Regions from separate parts of the Homo sapiens genome. Here all the other regions are linked to region 3. A link is a contact called in ENCODE Hi-C or POLR2A ChIA-PET data. All regions are on one chromosome and are shown on one strand. The core of a region is the stretch at or near the end of the contact, and the rest is flanking DNA. Distances in the headings are between cores, read along the strand shown. Region 1 holds the start of HTD2 (hydroxyacyl-thioester dehydratase type 2). Region 2 holds the start of KCTD6 (potassium channel tetramerization domain containing 6). Region 3 holds the start of APPL1 (adaptor protein, phosphotyrosine interacting with PH domain and leucine zipper 1). Region 4 holds the start of ABHD6 (abhydrolase domain containing 6, acylglycerol lipase).

Region 1 (4,498 bases), core at 254-2,753, 1.1 Mb before region 3:
AAATTAGACCCAGGGCTTAGATGCCAGTAAAACGAAGACTTACACAACATTCACGAGATGGACAGTGGTGATGGCTGCACAGCGTTGTGAATGTACTCAATGCTACTTACGATAAATTTTATGTCACGTATTTTTTGCAATTAAAAAAAAAAAAAAAGACTTACAAATGACAGCACTGCCCTCTGCAGGCTGTTCTGACATTAAAGGAGAGGATACCTGGGAAATTATTTTGTACAGACTGGTATTAAATATATTCACCAGGCTCTCCACAGATGTGGGCTCACGAAGTTACTGTCATCGTCATCTTTAAAGTCAGTCTTGTTGTTTGTTTTGAGATGGAGTCTCACTCTGTCGCCCAGGCTGGAGTGCTTTGGGTCGAAGCAATTCTCGCTCCTCAGTCTCCTGAGTAGCTGGGATTACAGGCGTACGTCATCACGCCCAGCTAACTTTTGTATTTTTAGTACAAATGGGGTTTCGCCATGTTGGCCCAGGCTGGTCTCGAACTCCTGGCGTCAAGTGATCCGCCGACCTCGGCCCCCTCAAAGTGCTGGGATTACAGGCATGAGCCACCGCGCCCGGCCTAGAGTCAGCCTTTTTTAGTGGCTGCGCAGGGATGCTCCTAATCTGACCTATTAGTAATAAATCTGATTCTCCCTACTCCCCCGCTTCTCCATCCCTACGGCGGCCAGTGAGTCTATTAACATCTACTCAAGCTACATCATTCCTCTGCTCAAAATCTTGCTATGGTTCCCGTTTTATCCAGAGTAAGGCCAAAGTCCTTAGAGCAGCCTGCAAGGCTCTGCCTCACCTGCAGGACTGCTCCCTCTACACCTCTGACTTCATGTCCTGCCATTCTCCCTCCGCTCAATCCCCGCCACCACACAGGCCTAGCCTAGCTCTTTCTCACGCGCCAGTCTCGCTCCCACCGCTGGGCCTCGGCTCTAGCTTTTCCCCATGCTGGGAAAGATCTTCCTCCAGGCAGCCACCGGACTCACACCCTTGCCCCCTTCCTGGCTTAGCTCAAATCTCAATCGGGTTGGCCCAGTGCCCTTCTCGGCTAACACCGCACCCCACCCCCATGCCCCGTCCCTGCTTTCTTCTTCGTAGCATTTGCCTTTTTCTATGACAATTATGTAACTCGTTTATCTTTATCTGTACTTCCCCTCCCCACCCCAACAAAAGTCCACTCCAAGAATCTTGCTATCTTGTTCACTGCTGTTTCCCAAGGCCCTAAAACACTGGGTCGTGCACAGTGGGCGTGCGACGTACAATTTTTGGACTAAATCAATCACTTTAAAAAGCTCAATATCCTTACTGCTGAGCACTTGGGTGGCTTTCAATATTTTTCAACAACCACTATTTAGCGCTCACCTCGCGCCGGGCGCATGGAGAGCGCTCAGGACACGGTCCCGAAGTCTCGCCCGGGCCTCTCGGCCACGTTCTGCGGCCGAGACCCTACGCGGCGCCGTACAGAGGCCCTCAGCGCCCGGGGTCGGAGAGGACAAGCTACCCAAGGCGCACCGCCCGCCCCGCGCATGCGCCCGGGTCGCGGCCAACTGAGACGGCTCCCAGACAACCGCCGCTCTTTGGAAGGCTTCCACCTACCCACTCTTCGTCGGACTAGCCTGACGCCTGACCAGACTCCTATTCGCCGCAAGGACCCGCCAAGGCTTGGGGCTCCCCGGCAGCAGCCACAGCTGGGCCCGAGAAACTCCTGGTGTCTTTACGTTTGGCTTCTCCTCGTCCCGCCCCACGAAGCGTGACGCCCAGGCGGATATGACGTCACCACGCGGCGTCGTCCTAAGGACCCAGGCGCGAATCCTGATCCGGAGCTGAGAGCGGCCGAGCTCAGCGCCCTCTGGTGTCCACTCCGGGAAAGCCGTGTGTGCAATTTGCTTGGGGTGCGGTTTAGGGCGGGTTTTTTCCGCCTTGGACGGTGCTTCATAGTTATCCATTTCTTCATGCATTCATTCATTCATTCAACAATTTTTTCGTTGTTTTTTTGAGACAGTTTCACTCTGTCGCCCAGGCTGGAGTGCACTGGCGCGATCTGGCTTACTGCTACCTCCGCCTCCAGGGCTCAAGCGATTCTCCCACCTCAGCCTCCTGAGTAGCTAGGACTACAGGTATGCTCCACCATGCCTGGCTAATTTTTGTATTTTTAGTAGAGACGGGGTTTCACCATGTTGGCCAGGCTGGTCTCGAACTCCTCGCCTCAAGTGATCTGCCCACCTTGGCCTCCCAAAGTGCTGGGATTACAGACGTGAGCAACTGCGCCCGAGTCATTCTACACATTTTTTTCATTATATTATAATTTATTTATTGAGATGGAGTCTCGCTCTGTCGCCCAGGCTGGAGTGCAGTGGCGCCATCTTGGCTCACTGCACCCTCCGCCTCCCTTCAAGTGATTCTTCTGCCTCAGCCTCCCAAGTAGCTGGGACTACAGGCATGCACCACCATGCCCAGCTAATTTTTGTATTTTTAGTCGAGACGAGGTTTCACCATGTTGGCCAGCATGGTCTCAATCTCTTGACCTCGTGATCTGTCCACCTCGGCCTCCCAAAGTGTTGGGATTACAGGCGTGAGCCACCGCGCCTGGCCTAATTTTTGTATTTTTAGTAGAGACAGGGTTTCACTATGTTAGCCAAGCAGGTCTCAAACTCCTGACTTCAGGCAATCCACCCACCTCGCCTCCCAAAGTGTTGGGATTACAGACGTGAGCCACCGCGCCCAGCCTACAAAATTATATCTAGCATCTCCTCTCCTCAAGATCTCCTATGTCAAGCACTCCCCAAAGATAGGACCCACTCTCAGTGTCCCTTGTGACTCCCAGCACATAGTAGGTGTTCTATCTAGGCCGTCCTGGAAAGACCCACAAAGTAAAGACTTACTTTGTGCTAGGCACTATGCAAAATATTTTACATATGTCATCTCATGGAACCCTCACACAATCCTGAGATGGCTATTACTATGATCATCACCATTTTAGAGGTAGAAACTGAGGCACAGGCCAGGCGCAGTGGCTCATGCCTGTAATTCCAGCACTTTGGGAGGCTGAGGCGGGCAGATCACTTGAGGCCAGGAATTCGAGACCAGCCTGGCCAGCATGGTGAGACCCCCATCTCTACTGAAAATACAAAAATTAGCTGGGCACGGTGGTGCACACCTGTAATCCCAGTTACTCGGGAGGCTGAAGCAGGAGAATTGCTTGAACCTGGGAGGTAGAGGTTGCAGTAAGCCGAGATCACACCACTGCACTCTAGCCTGGCAACAGGAAAAGAAACTGAGGCACAGAGAGGCTAAGTTATTTGCTCAAGATCACAGTTATAAGCAGTGGCATGGGCTGTCTGATTCTAGCCAGTGCTCTCCATACTGCACTGTATTACCACCAATTGAGGGGCTGCAGTGGGAAGGGAAACTTTAGTGTAACCCCCATGAGGATGGGGCCTTGTCTGTGTTTCTCACCACTGCATCCCAGTTCCTGGTACCCAATGGTGACCCAACATCTATTTACTGAAGGCATTTGTTCATAAATGGATGTGCTGGTTTTGCTTGGGTTGGGGGGCAAAGGGTTGCCTTGCACAGGACAGTTGAGTCAGCGGGGATCTCCTTCCTCAATTATTTTCTCAAAATCCCACTGTGTTGTTTCCAGAAGCTTCAGTCCTCAACCTTGGCCATGCTCTCCAGTTCTGTGGTTCCTACTTTCTTCTTCCTTCAGAGGAGACAGGGCTTGTTCCAGATGTGGGAAGAGGTGGAGAAAGCAAACACAGACCCCACAGACCCAAGTATTATCTTTCTCAAAAAAGCTTGATTTCAGAAGCTGCCAGAACTTGCTTCAAATGCATCCTCTGCCACTTACCTACCTCCCTCATCTGTCACATGGAGAGATTATTAGCATCTACCTCACAGAGTTGAGGGAAAAAGAGTTGATGGTATAAAGTGTCTGGCACCCCAGGAAACCCTCAGTAATGGGAGAGGGTTCCTGTAAGCCAGCTGCCTGGCAAATGTATCCTGCCAGGTGGCCCAGGAAAACCAGAGCAATTCCTGTATTTTGAACTTCAAGGAACAATAGATAATTTTCACCCTGCTGCAACAAACCCTGAAAATGAAGTGTCTTCCCAGTTGCCTGAATTCTCTCATGCTGTCTTATTAATTCAGAGCGGAGGATAAAAGAGATGCCTTTGAATGATAAAGACAAAAAACTTGTTTTTTGGCTGGGTGTTGTGGCTCAGGCCTGTAATCCAGCACTTTAGGAGGCCGAGGTGGGCAGAACACCTGAGGTCAGGAGTTCAAGACCAGCCTGGCCAACATGGCGAAACCCTGTCTCTACTAAAAATACAAAAATTAGCTGGGTGTGATGGTGCGCACCTGTAATCCCAGCTACTCGGGAGGCTGAGGCAGGAGAATTGCTTGAACCCAGGAGGCAGAGGTTGCAGTAAGCTGAGATCACGCCACTGCACTCTAGCCGAGATGACAGAGCGAGACTCTGCCAACAAAC
Region 2 (4,202 bases), core at 241-2,740, 1.3 Mb before region 3:
AAGGGGAGTGTCTAGTTTTCCCAGAGTTCACCAAACACCTGAGCTCCTGATCTCAGAAGGAACTTCTTTAAAGCATGACTCGGGATTATCTCCAAGTTAAAGCTGAATCCAAATACATACAGGTACTCCATTTTAAATGGACCCCAAATATCAAAATCCAAGCGCACTGAAGGATTCATAGGGTTCACCCTAAGATTCCTTTAAGTAGTAATGCTTTGGTTAAAATATGATTTATGAAAATTCAAATCACAAAACTTTGGAATGGCATCCATGGCTATCCTGACCACTCCATCGTTCATATCTAAGGCATAGCACAAAATCAAGTATCAGTATGGACTGATGGTTTCGGCCAAAGAGAAAATACTCTCAACCTACCAACCCTGCTGACAAACACATTTTCCTTTTCCTAGCTACATATTCGTTCATTTGAAAACATCTCAATCTTGGGCTCAGGACTGTGCTACATGCTGTCCCCAAGCTTCTCTCCTATCCCAGGATGATTCAAGTAATAGGGCATTTGTGACAGCGAAAAAAAGAACATGCCAGGGGGATATAGAAGAGATACTTAGGCTACCCCAAATATTCTTAGCCGAGCCGGGTCATCCCAGGTCACTTTGCCACCCAAACCTCTTCTATCACAAAGTCCTAAAATTGGATCCATCAACTTGTTCTAGAACTGGTATACTTGAACAGAAACATGGTAACTTCGGCAGAATATCCAAACAGGATCTCTGTCACGTTTCATTTCCCCGTCCCACCCCCAGACACAGCCTCCACCACTGTCAGCCCAGCAGGTGCTGCCAGGGCTCCCCATTACCATGGCCATTTATCACCTCTGACATCAAGCATTAAAAACGCCACCACACACACACAAATCTAGGCATAAAGAACTCAGCTGCGATCTGAGAGTCTCTTCAGGGCAGAAAATCCCAAAGGCAGGGTTTTGAGTCCTGCCTCAAGCTTTAAACTAGGGCAATTGGTGGCTAATAAGCGCCATCTCCCAAAAACAATCATTTTCGAGCACACCCCAAATATCTCCGTCCGGGCCGCCCTTCGCTGCTGCCCCGCCAGCGAAGCCCCCGCAACCCGACCCGGCCAGGGGTAGGGCGGGCGATGCTCCGGGCCCGGACGAGGGGCGCGCCGCGGGGCTCCGAACCCGGGCCCGCAGAAACCGCGCATCCCCGCCGGGCGGGCCCCGGAACCCCCGCCCAGGCCCCGCCGCGGGCACCTCCGCTGCTGGCTCGTGCCAGCCCGGGACGCGCGGTCCCCTCAACGCGGCCCCGCCGCCGCCCCGTTCCAGGAGCCCCCGCCCAGATCCTCCTCAGCCCCGCTCCCCTGGCCGCTCGGCGCAGACGTCTCCTGAAACCCGGCCCTCCCAAACCCCGGCCCCGCAAGCCCCGCGCCAGCCCCACTCACTGCGCGGCGGCGGCGGCTGCTGCGGCCGGGCCGGGAGATGCCCGCGGCCGGAGAGCGCGAGCGCGGGGACAAGCGAGCCCGCGCCCGGCGACGGCGGCGGCGGCGGCGGCAGAGGGGACGACTGAGCCCGCGCCCGGAGTTGCGGCTCCAGCTGCCCGGCGCGGGCGGCGCCTTCCCAGCAGAGCCGCGGCGCCACGAGCGCGGGCGCCCCCTAACGGCAGCGCGGGCTGGAAGCCAGAGAGCGGGCGGCCTGAGGAACTCAGCCAGCGCAGTCGGAGCCGCGCGGTCAAGACCACACGACCGCAGCCCCGAAGCCCCGCCCCGAAGCCCCAGTCCCGCCCCTTAGGCTCCGCTCCGAAGCCCCGAAACCCCGCCCCTACGTCCCGCCTCCGCCCGCAGCCTGGGGTCCGCCCAACCCCAGGCCCACTGCGTCCTCAGGGGTGGTGCCTCCACAGCTGTTTCTCCTTAGTCATTTCACGAACTTGTATGGGCCCCCCACTATATCTCAGGCCTGGGGGTTTAGGAGATACAGCGGCCACCAAGACGGAGGCGGGTCCTAATCAAAGGAGAAGACAGACAAGACTCAAGGAAACAGCTAATAGACAAAATAATGACAAGTTATGGCCGTAAGTGTTGGGAGGGACATGATTAGAGGACTTAGATGGAGAAGAAGGGAAGGGAGCCCCTGCTCCAAACGCAGTGGCCGAGGAAGACCTGGACCCCGACCTGCGGCCAGAGCTCCTCCTGCCTGCCCTGCATTGGGGAGACAACCCTGCGATGAGGCCTGTGAAGAAGCCCCCGGGGCCACCGGGGCAAGACGGTCTGGTCCGGCCTGACGGGCAAGACAGCAAAGGGCTGCTGGGCCCAGAAGCTCAGCAACACGGGCAGCCAGGTGGAGAGAAGGGCAGAGCTACCTTCAGCAGACAAAACGACCCATGCAAAGGCTCTGGGGCCTGGAGGAGCTCGACCCTAGATGAGACTGGCGCTGGTATTGTCCCCACTTCACCAGGAAGGAAGCCAAGGCTGCAGAGGATGGGCAGCACCTAACGCCTCAGGGCTAATTGGTCTCCATCCGTCCACTCGTTCCAAGTCCATTCACTTCCTGCTAGCCAGGCCACTGTCCCCTTCCGGTGGGACCAGTTACCTGATGCTGGGTTTAACCTTCTCCACCAGAATAACCACTGGCCTTAGAAACTCACTTGGGTTTCACGTCTGCATGTGTGTGAGCTAGCTCTGGGGTTGAAATTGTATCAGCATGATCATCACAGTTATATCTGATACTTGATTTGTCTCCAAAAGCTCAAATTGATAGGTTAAATAAATGACATATGCTTCATCAACATAACTGAGTGCTACATTATCAAATTCACAAAGACTAGGTGAGAATACAGGGAAATGTGTGTGAAAATGATCAATACACAAACTAGTACACATGATATCCTGATTTTATTTTTAAAAACATAAATATATACAGACAAAAATTTTGAAGGAAATACATCAAACCATTGACCATCGTGTTCAAGATAACAGTATGGGAATGTTAATGGCATTACTTCATAACGTTCTTCTGAATTTTCATGAATATTGAATTTATAATCAGAACACATAAATATTGAATTTATAATCAGAAAAATACAATGAGTTTTGGTTTGGTTTTTCTTTTTTTTTTTTTTTGCCCCCCACTCCTCCCCACCCCACTGGGTTTTGTTGTTTTTTAATAGAAGGACAATACCAAAATTACCCAATACTCAGATCTCCAGAATTTGGTGCCACTGAAAACCCAGAATTGCCTCTGATTTACTGGGTATCCTTGAAAGAGTCATTTCCCCTCTCAGGGCTTCTATTTCCCCATATAAAAACTGATGGATTAATTTTGTTGGTGATTTTGTCAGACCTAGTCCCTCCTATCTTAAAATTTTTATAACTAGTGCTAATTGTACTTTCACTTTTGTATTTTATAATTGATAGATGGCTATTGAAATGCAGTTGGGTTTTATATAATCTTATATTCAGCAAAAGTGAACTCTTTCAGTTCTAATAAGTTTGTAGGTTCTCTTGAATTCGCTGTGCAAATAATCATAGAGTCTGCAAGTCATAACAGTGTGGTATCTTCCTGTCCTTTTTTTCCTTTTTCTTGCTGTACTGTGCTGACTAAATTCTCTCACACAATGTTGAAGAGCAGTGATGGTAATGGGCATTTTTATCCTGTTCTTGACTGCTTGTAACATATCACCATTAACTATAGTGTTTGTTGTGGATTTTTTGATAGATATTCTTTATCAGGGTAAGGAAGCACTATTCTTCTTTACTATGAATGGGTGCTGAATTTTATCAATGTGAGATTCCCCCCATTGCAATGTAATGAATTACAACCATGGATCTTACTATATTAAACCATCCATGTATTCCCGGGATAAACTCGCCTTGATAATGTATTTTTTTAAGTCAATGCATTTTTATTCAAGGAATTTCACACGTCATGATGTATTATTTTTTCAGTATACCGCTAGATTCCATTTGCTGATATTTCATTTAGGGTTCCATTTGCTAATATTTCATTTAGGGTTTTTGTATCCACGTGGATGACTGAGATATGCTACTATTTGCTTATTCTCTCCTCGTCTGGCTTTGCTATCAAAGTTACATGAGCCTCATAACATACCTTAAGGAATGAGTGTCTATTCACTAGACTGGGATTTTCTGTAGTTTGAATGTTCTATAGGATTCTCCCGCAAACCATCTGGATCTGTTGGTTTGGGGGGTTGGGGGTGGAAAGGGTTTATATT
Region 3 (4,450 bases), core at 251-2,750:
AATCATCTGAAACAAATACAGTTTATAACTTTATATGGAGAAATCATCAAGAAAAAAATTGAACCGAGTATACTGGCAGTCAAGATAAACCAAATGTGAGTTTCTCTTTTTGTCACTATCAGCTGTTAAGAGTACATTAGCAGCAGGCAACTGGCCTGTGAAGATAACTTTCAGAATAAAAAAGAACAAATCAATTCTACAATCAGAGCCCCATTTCAACTTGGCAATTAACATTGGCACAAAATCCATGGCAGAAGTGCCATCCAGGAAAAGGAGATCTAGACCTCTTCTGCTTTTCTTCTTTGGGGGCCATGTTCAACTGTAAAGACACACGAAATGGTGCAACTGCATTTCTAAATCAGCAACAATTCAGAAATGTTTCATTCTAAATAGTGTCCAACCAGCAACACCGTCTTAAACCGTTTAAATTATCGTGTAAAACGGCTTAGAGATGAAGTTTTCCCTATGCAAGTTACAGCCCCTGCCAACATTTTAAAAAATATAGCTGCTTTCATTCTGCAGTACTGAAAACATATTAAATGGTTACATTTTCCAAAACTGTCTTAAGCTAGAGCAACCACATCAGCATCATTCCGACGCACAGAACACAGGGCTTTTATTTTGATGAGTTTATTAAGGCCAAGTCTGCAGGGAGCAGCGCAGCAGTCGCGGAGCGGCGAAGGCACCGTCCATCCCTCGCCGTGCACAGCTCGAGTGACAGCGACCACAGTCACGGCCGCGACACGGGCACATTCGGCGGGGAGAGCGGTCTTGGGCTCCGGGACCCGTCACGGGCTTTGCCATTAGGGCTCCACACACAACCTTACAGCCTCTCCCAAAGAAAAACGATCCATTTCCTTCCTTAGCTTGCTGAGCCTCGGAAATCATTAAATAAGACTATCGGGGTTTCTCTCCCTTCTGCAATTTTTCTGAAGAGGTTCTCAGGGAGAAAATTCCAGGATCGAGATTTGGCACCTCACATCACCGCGATAAAAACGGCGCCTTTCGTCAAATAAAAAGGACCCGCGCGCGTACGTGACCGCCCGGCCCACGAGCACCAGCGGCTCGGTCTCCGCCTGCGGCCCTCGGCCCAGCCGAGCAGGCCCACGCGGGCCTTGGGCGGCGGGCCCAGCCTCCACAACTCCGGGCGCGGCCTGCGACGGGCGGTGACCTAGGGCGGCGGCGGCCCCCACCTGGGCCGGGGCGGGCACCTGCGGGAGCCGCGGAGGCGCCAGACCTGGGGTCGGCCAGCTGGGCTCTCCCTCGTCGCCCACCAGCTCCCGCGCCTCACCTGCGGGCTGTCCTCCAGCGTCTCCTCGATGGGCAGCTTGTCGATCCCCGGCATCGTGGCGGAGGGAGGGCGGTGGCAGGAGACGCAGCTGCCGCCCACAGCTCCCCGCGCCGGCCCGCCCGCCGCAGCTGACCCCGGCCCGCCCTCTCCGGCAAGGGCTGCAGCCGTCCCCGCCCGCACAGCCTTCTCCAGGCGCCGAGCGGCCGTGCGGGAAATCCCGCCCCCTCGGCCTCCCTGCCCCGCCTCCCGGCGCGTCCATTGGCTCCCGGGGACGCCCATCCGCGCTGCGGCGGTGGTCGGGAGGTTCCCGTGCGGCGCTAGGCTCTCCCGCGAGCGCGGGCGTCGGAAGCGGCGGAGGTGGCAGTGTCTGCCCTGGGATGGCCTTCCCTGCACGCGCGCGTTTGTATCTAAATCGCAGGGGACCGTCTCTTCCTCAGCTTGCCGGCGCGAGGAGCCAGAGCCTCGAGTTAGGGCCACACGGGGGAATTTGGGGCGGGTTGACTTTTCCCGCAACATATTTTGTCAGAGACCTTGGAGAAAGTCCTACTGCTGGCGCCTTTTAGTTTCCTCAGATGATAACATTCCCAACTCCGCTCGAAGCGTCCAGTCTTAATCCCCTCCAGCAGAATGGTGCTGACTAACTCAGATGTCTGAGATCCGCAGCTGTGTCAATAATAGGGCTTTCTGGCAAACTTGTGAACGTAGGCTCGAAATTGTTTTTCTGGACGCTTGAATATCAGTATATTCAGTTGAAAACATGTGATTTTGTTGCCAGTTTATCAGTTCCTACCTGGCCTCCCGAGGTCAGTCCTTCAGGACTGACGCTGCAACTCCAACTCCCATGTTTCTTTTAAATCACAAAGGAAAATATCTTTTAAAAATCAGGATACACTGATTAATTATGTTAGTAACTAATTGGCATTTGTTGAATCAAAAAGTTTTGGAAGCGTTAAATAGTTTTAGCCTCTAATTTTACAATAAAGTGAAGCTCAAAGTTGGGAATTTGACCGGATGAGGGCTACAAGCCTATCCTTTCCTCCTCCCTCTTCATCTTTCCCAACCTGTCACCCTGGCTCGTTTATGTCTCTGTATAGTTGTAGGCTTTCATCATTATACAGAGAAAATAACAAAGTAAGTAGTGTCTTCTAAACATCTAGCCATTAATTCCACCAATCCATTCCATTTTCATTCAAGAAATACCAGAGATGCTGAGTAAAGATTAATTAGCTGCCTGGTTCCACAGATACATGGGAACAAATCCAGAATAGTAGTAGCTCAAATCCAAATATAGTAACAAATAGAAGTTATATATTTTAAACGAAAATAGTAGATTTTCCCATGATCTCTTGAAAGAAAAATAAAATTATATTTTTAAAGTTTTGTTGAGTAGACTTGCATTGTAGTTTTACGGAATTATTTTTAGTGTTACAATCTTTAAAAGTTTTCCCCTTAGATTGTTTATCAGCCAGTCTCTCTCTCCCGAAGAGTTCTTTAGTTTTTGAGGAAGTTGATTTGGAGGCAGTTCTTACAATGAGTTAAGGGTTCCCAGTTGTGTTACAGTTTCTTTTTCCTTGATATCTCATTTCTACTCTGCCAACAAGAACACCATGCACCCCAGCTCTAAAGAAGGAAGACTTTCAAGGTAAGTGACCTTCCTGATTGAACTGAGTTAGATTTTAAATGAAGAAAGGTTGTGGCAACTGTTAAGAATCAGGAGTAAGTGAGGAGTGTAAACAATGTATAAGAAAGAAAAAAAAAAAGGCCTGGCGCTGTGGCTCACGCCTGTAATCCCAGCAATTTGGGAGGCCGTGGCAGCTGGATCACCTGAGGTCAGGAGTTCAAGACCAGCCTGCCCAACATGGCGAAACCCAGTCTCTACTAACAATACAAAAATTAGCCGGGCGTGGTGGCGTGCCTGTAGTCCCAGCTACTCAGGCGGCTGAGGCAGGAGACTCAGTTGAAGCCGGGAGGCCCAGGTGCAGTGAGCTGAGATCATACCACTGCGCTCCGGCCTGGGCGACAGAGCAAGACTACGTATCAAAAAAAAAAAAAAAAAGAAAAGAAAAGAAAAGTATTTGTTACCTAATTAACTTGGCCAAACCAAATAATTCCGATGAAAAATTCGATTAGTTATCTGAATTATCTGGGTGTGGTATTGTCAAGTTAAATGGTTTCCTTCTTAGTATGTTATGTACATCTAAACTGTGTTTCTGTAAAGGACTCTCAAGAGGCCATTACATTATCGCAGAATGGCAAGGAATTCTTGCCGGACTCAGCTGGTTAAAAAATAAAACAGGCTGGGCGCGGTGGGGCTCACGCCTGTAATCCCAGCACTTTGGGAGGCTGAGGCAGGCGGATCAAGAGGTCAAGAGATGGAGACCATCCTGGCCAACTGGTGAAACCCCGTCTCTACCAAAAATACAAAAATTAGCTGGGCATGGTGGCACACGCCTGTAGTTCCAGCTCTTTGGGAAGCTGAGGCAGGAGAATCGCTTGAACCCGGGAGGTGGAGGTTGCAGTGAGCCGAAACTGCACTCCAGCCTGGGCGACAGAGCGAAACTCTGTCTCAAAAACAAAAAATAAATAAAAATGAAAAAATAAAACAAACAAAAACAGGTTCACATTCAGTTGGATGGAGAGGTAGGTTTAGTCAAATCTAGTTTTAACCTATTTGTACTAGAATCCAGTTTTAACCTTCCATTTGGATTCTCTAGCTTTAGGCCACTGTATACCCTGCTCATCCAAAAATATGGTTGTATTTCCTAAGTTAAAACATCTCCAAAGCTGCAAAATTCATAGTCCTTTTTGATAACCACTTTAAGTTTATTCAGCCTACGTTTTGTGCAGTTAACCAAACTCAGTTCATTTTAAGCCAGTTTTCTTTCATACAGGAAATGAGGCTTGTTCAGAGAATGCCTTAGGGGTTACTGGCGACTCGTGTGGGTAGTAGAGTAAAAACTTTGGGCAACTGGTTAATTTTATGGAAAGCAAGTCAGGATTAAACAACATCCACTAAAGATTTCTTTGAGATGTTTCACATATATACCTTGAGACATTTCACACGTATAATTTACAACAAAAGGACGTACAGTCTTGTAAATAGAGTTGTTAATTATTAGTCTCCTAAAATTATATTTGGTCTTATAATTAGGTTTTTAC
Region 4 (4,444 bases), core at 590-3,089, 1.0 Mb before region 3:
GCTAAAAAAACCAGAAGGGCACTTCTGTCTCTAACTACAAAGACAATGGATAATTTGGAGTTGACGAAAGCCACAGAATGTGTCGAAAAGGCAAAATAATAAAAATAATAAAAAGATGAAAATAGAGAAAGTCTCATAGGCCTTTCTGAGCACACAAAATGGTTAATTTCTGTAGAGTCAGTGTGAGCCATTTATTAATTATTTTTTTCCAGTAATTCAAGGTAGTGGTCAACTACCACTCTTCATAATAACAGCTGCTGCTTTCTGAGTGCTTAAAACATGCTGGGCCCTGTGCATTATTTTATCTAAATATTGCCACTACCCTTTAAAGTGGGTACTATTACCAGAAGCTGAGAGGCCCTTGCTGGTCTGAGAAAAACAAATTAGTGCTAGAAACACAGGTGATTAATTTCTGTTATTTCTAATTTCCTATATTATAACAATGTTCTTGATAAGAATTTGTTGAAATTGGGTAAAAAGTCTAGTGGTTCGAGGTCGGGTTGGGGGGGCGGTTGGGGGAAGGGGGTGGTTCTGAGGCCAGACTCACTTCGTGTCTTGGGAAGGTACCACCTCTGGAAGCCTCATATTCCTGCTCTCAGGAATGGGCACAGCGGTGGTACCTACCTCAAGGGGCTGTTGGGGAAAGTATGGCAGGTAATTCTTTTAAGGGGCTTAGGACAGGGCCTGGCACACAAGATTTGCTTATTCTATGTCAGCTATTATTCATTATAAACTACTTTAAACTCTTAGCCAGGTGGAGCCACTAGGGATTTCTGAGCAGGCGGGAGCAGCGGGGAGGGGGGCGGCGAGATAAATGAGGGCCTCCAGGTCCCAGCTGGAGTAAGACCCCCACTTTATTTCCTCTTCCTAACCACCCAGCTCCTGGGGCATACAAAGGGCTCAAAATACATATTCTCTGCATGCACAGTATCTAGACCCTCTGGCATCCTCCTCTTCCCCCACTCCCCCATGCCTCACTCTGTCACCTGGCCTCGCTGTGGGCTCAGGGGCGCAAACCCTGCACGTGCACTGCCCTGCAGCCGGCGTTACACAATCCGCATTTCTAAGGCAGCCGTGAAACCTGTGTCGCTGTAGGCGGGGGACCGCAAGTTGCCGGCGGGTACCTGGCTGGACAGCATCCTGATTCAAGTGTTTCGACACGGAAGGGGCGCAAGGGCACGGGAGCCGGGGCAGGCTGGGGAAAGGGAAGCTGAAAGGCTGCTGGGGGAGGGGAGTAGCGGAGCGAGATCTTGGGGACGGCGCGGAGGCGGCGCGTGACACGGAGCAAGATGCTATCTGGGTGGGCGAGCTGCAGTCCTTCTCCAGGAAATGGGGGAAACAGGGCTGCAGGACCCCAAAATCCTCTCGGCACTGCGAGGGGCGCCTAAGGGCTGCTGCGGGCGCAGGGGGTGGGGAGGCGAAGTAGAAAGAGGGTGCAGGTCCCGACCCGTCCTCACTCTGTCCCCCGGCTTCAAGAGGCTGGCTGGACCCAGGAAATGGGGCGCCGGGTTTCGGGCATCTCAAACCTATCCAGGCAGCGGGAGGTGGGGGCAGCGCCCGCGCGGGGAGCGGAGTGGAAAGGCAAGTGCAGATCGCCGACTCTTTCCACTCGATGCGCCGCTGCAGGGAGACACTGGGGGAGAGGTCACGGGGCCATCAGGGCGCCCCATCCCCCTAGGAGCGCACCACCGCCCGCCCGCCCGCCTCCGCTCACCTGACCAGCCTCAACCGCCTGGGTCCCGCCGCCGGGCCCGGACCCCGGCCCTCGGTCTCTAGCCCCGGGCTGGGACCTGCCGCCGGGCTCCTACCCGCGCCGCTCCCAGCTCCGGCGCCCAGCCCAGCTGGACTCCTTAAAGGCGCAGCGTGCCGGTTCGCGTCCTCCGACAGAAAAGCCGCCCCGCCCCGACCCGGCGCCGCGCGCTGTCCCCCAGCGGCCGCGCTCTGTTTGGGGGCTCCGGGGCGCTTATCCCCAGTTCCTCCGCGCGCTGCCTCACAGCGTTAAACCCGGAGGGTACAGTTAGCGTCTCGCACAACCCAACGCCGGCAACTGTCTCCTAGCACCCGAAAGCCACGGCGAGAGCAGGATCGCCTACAGAGGTACCGGGGGCGGAGCCCGAGCGCCCGGTCCCGCCCCCGCCCCCGCCCCCGCCCCCGCCCCGCCCCGCCCCGGAACGCACACGGTGGCGGGGCGCGGGGAGGGCCTCTGAGCCCGCAGAGCCACACACAGTTCCACATCCCCGGCCCGAATTCTTCCCGGCACTGTTTCACTTACTGAGCACCTACTGTGTGCCTGGCGCGGCTGGGCATTAAACCCGCCAAAGTGACTCAGGCAGGATCTCTGGATCTCTGCCCCGAAGGGCATCAGAGAGAAAGGGACAGGCAGGGGTTCTCAGGCAGCAAAGCAACACTGCTTGACATCGGTTGTCTCACGTAATCCTATGAGGTAGGCACTGGGGTCGACTTCTTTTCTCAGAAGACACCGAGGCTCAGGGAGGTGAGGGGCTTGCCCTGGATAGTCCAGGAAATGGGAGAAATGGGGGCGCAGGAGCCCCCAAATCCTCTGGACACTGCGAGGGCTCCACCCCAAGGAACACCGTAGGCGCTCATGCTCCCGCCCTGGCTCTCGGGTGTTTGGAGACAGTTGCCGGCGTCGGGTTGTGCGGGACGTCAGACTGTAAGGACTGAACTGGGAATTCCAACCGAGGATCGTCTGACTCCAAAGCTATACGGGAGAAATGGGCACCTGGAAAGGCCTTCGGCCACCTCTGGTTAAACCCCTGCTATGGTCGTTTCTTTCTTTTAGGGACAGTTAAACCCCAGCTTGGCCTGGCTACTCTTCCGTGTTTTCCATGTCTCAGTTTAGCTGCCACTTCCTCCAGGAAGCCTTCAGTAAGACCCCTTTGGGCTCACACTGCACTGTGGGCTTCTTTCATCAAAACATGTATTCGTTCATTTAACAGATATTTACTACACCTGTTAGGGGCCTTAGTGGCACCCAGATCTTCCTGCTGCACTGAGTGCTTGGCCTGCCACTCCAGACGTCAAGGGGCCAGGGCTCAGCAAGACTCTCTTGGCCGTTTAAATCCCCCACAAAGGCAGCCTTTGGGCCTCAGCCTGCCAAGGCCTCCACGCTGGTGGAGCCTGGCTGAGTGGTGCAGGTCCTGGGTTTTAAGAATAGGACACAGTCAAGAAGTCCCGGAGAAGTGGCAAAGGGGCATCTCTGAAGCCACTAGTGATCCCCATGCCTGTAAACCCTGCTCTGCAGGGCAGCTGGAATTCATCCGGAGTTTGGGACAGTCCCCCTGGCTTGGGCTGGAGCATTTTCCTTTAAATTGTTGGCTGCCTTATCACTTAGACTTCAATGGCTGCATGTGATTCACTTCAGGGAATGGCCCCCGAGTTTCAGTGGCAATTTATTCACCAAACAGCGGGTTGCTCAGTCCCACCTCTCTGGCTTTATCTCTCCTTACGGCTGAAGCAGAACCTTTCCAAGCCAGCAGTCCACCAACATCCCCAGAGCAGGTCCACAGAGATAGCACAAAATGTGGGGATTAAATGTCCTTCAGTCACTACTGGCCACCTATTGGATTAGCATCTTGGACTCAGGAACATTCACCAAAACAGGAGTCCAGGGGGTGAATAAATAGACAATGAAATTGATGAATGACTTCCTGGAAGGCCCCAGCCTAGAAGCCATCAATACACCTGGTATAAAGTTTAAAACAATTGCTCCTTAGTCTTTTAATTTTCCCTCTCCAAAACCTTAAAAATGGGTAGTTCATCAGTTTGGTGGGTTTTTTATTTAACTCACAGCCTGTGACCCTGGGCGTCTCCAAGGGCCTGGAATTTCTATATCCCGAGGGTTTTTTTCCCTCAGAGTTTTATATTTAGAAACACCTTTTTGAGCCCCATGTGGGAGTCACATTCTGGGTGACTTATCTCCACTGGATGGCTGACAGGAGAGAAACCTTATTAGCTCCAGTTTTACAGTGAAGGAGGCAAGAGGAGATAAGGGAACTCACCTCCGGCCCCTCCCTGAGCCGGTGATACCCCTGAGTGCTGTCACTGAGGAATCCCACCTAGGTGGGAGACCAGGGAGCAGTCCCAGGGGCCTGGTACTTTCCAGATGGCACCTTTAGTCATCCCAAATAGAAACTCCTTATCAGTGGACAGGTCTCACCCTAGCATTAAGAAAGAGTTTTGAAACCTTTCCTCTGCCAGCAGTTGCAGCAGAACACTCCAGGATTCACTCTGCCATGAAGCCTGTACATGTCTCCTGGATGCAGCAGCACAGCTATCAGAGCTGAAGGATGCCATTATTTAATGCGCACTTACTACCTTCAGCCGCAGGGCATCAAATCACTTAGTCCTCACAACACATAGTGAAATATGCTCACCTGTGAGTTATACTAACCCACTTTACAGACACACCGAGGTACAGAGG

What was found. Hi-C counts contacts between places; a loop is a spot of excess contacts on that map. ChIA-PET counts read pairs that join two places held with the same protein, here RNA polymerase II (POLR2A). Pooled maps may share reads with other maps.
Region 1: a map of CD8-positive, alpha-beta T cell shows a loop between it and region 3 (6-fold over the local background). The contact joins the promoter of HTD2 here to the promoter of APPL1 in region 3. A Hi-C loop is called at or near these places in 2 of 168 maps with a recorded cell type or tissue (CD8-positive, alpha-beta T cell and naive thymus-derived CD4-positive, alpha-beta T cell) and 12 of 50 pooled maps.
Region 2: a loop to region 3 is called in a map of CD4-positive, alpha-beta T cell, with 6 times the contacts of the local background. The contact joins the promoter of KCTD6 here to the promoter of APPL1 in region 3. A Hi-C loop is called at or near these places in 2 of 168 maps with a recorded cell type or tissue (CD4-positive, alpha-beta T cell and naive thymus-derived CD4-positive, alpha-beta T cell), 1 of 37 single-sample maps with no recorded cell type and 9 of 50 pooled maps.
Region 4: a map of CD8-positive, alpha-beta T cell shows a loop between it and region 3 (9-fold over the local background). The contact joins the promoter of ABHD6 here to the promoter of APPL1 in region 3. A Hi-C loop is called at or near these places in 2 of 168 maps with a recorded cell type or tissue (CD4-positive, alpha-beta memory T cell and CD8-positive, alpha-beta T cell), 1 of 37 single-sample maps with no recorded cell type and 9 of 50 pooled maps. POLR2A ChIA-PET finds 5 or more read pairs at or near these places in 1 of 52 experiments (OCI-LY7).

The regions. Positions count from the first base shown.
Region 1 is chr3:58,303,525-58,308,022 of GRCh38, reverse strand. It overlaps HTD2 (hydroxyacyl-thioester dehydratase type 2), which reads right to left and starts at 1,503. Exons shown (of 5, transcript NM_001348712.2): 1 at 1,372-1,503. It overlaps RPP14 (ribonuclease P/MRP subunit p14), which reads right to left and starts at 1,778. Exons shown (of 6, transcript NM_007042.6): 1 at 1,606-1,778. RefSeq lists enhancers at 1,213-1,342, 1,463-1,722, 1,913-1,992.
Region 2 is chr3:58,489,384-58,493,585 of GRCh38, reverse strand. It overlaps KCTD6 (potassium channel tetramerization domain containing 6), which reads right to left and starts at 1,490. Exons shown (of 3, transcript NM_001128214.2): 1 at 1,417-1,490. RefSeq lists a silencer at 1,190-1,839.
Region 3 is chr3:57,224,779-57,229,228 of GRCh38, reverse strand. APPL1 (adaptor protein, phosphotyrosine interacting with PH domain and leucine zipper 1) reads right to left here and starts at 1,500. Exons shown (of 22, transcript NM_012096.3): 1 at 1,292-1,500. The coding sequence starts at 1,345. It also overlaps a transcript of HESX1 not described here. RefSeq lists a silencer at 1,043-1,702.
Region 4 is chr3:58,235,187-58,239,630 of GRCh38, reverse strand. ABHD6 (abhydrolase domain containing 6, acylglycerol lipase) reads right to left here and starts at 1,839. Exons shown (of 10, transcript NM_001320126.2): 1 at 1,715-1,839. RefSeq lists silencers at 1,598-2,087, 2,098-2,267 and an enhancer at 1,489-2,428.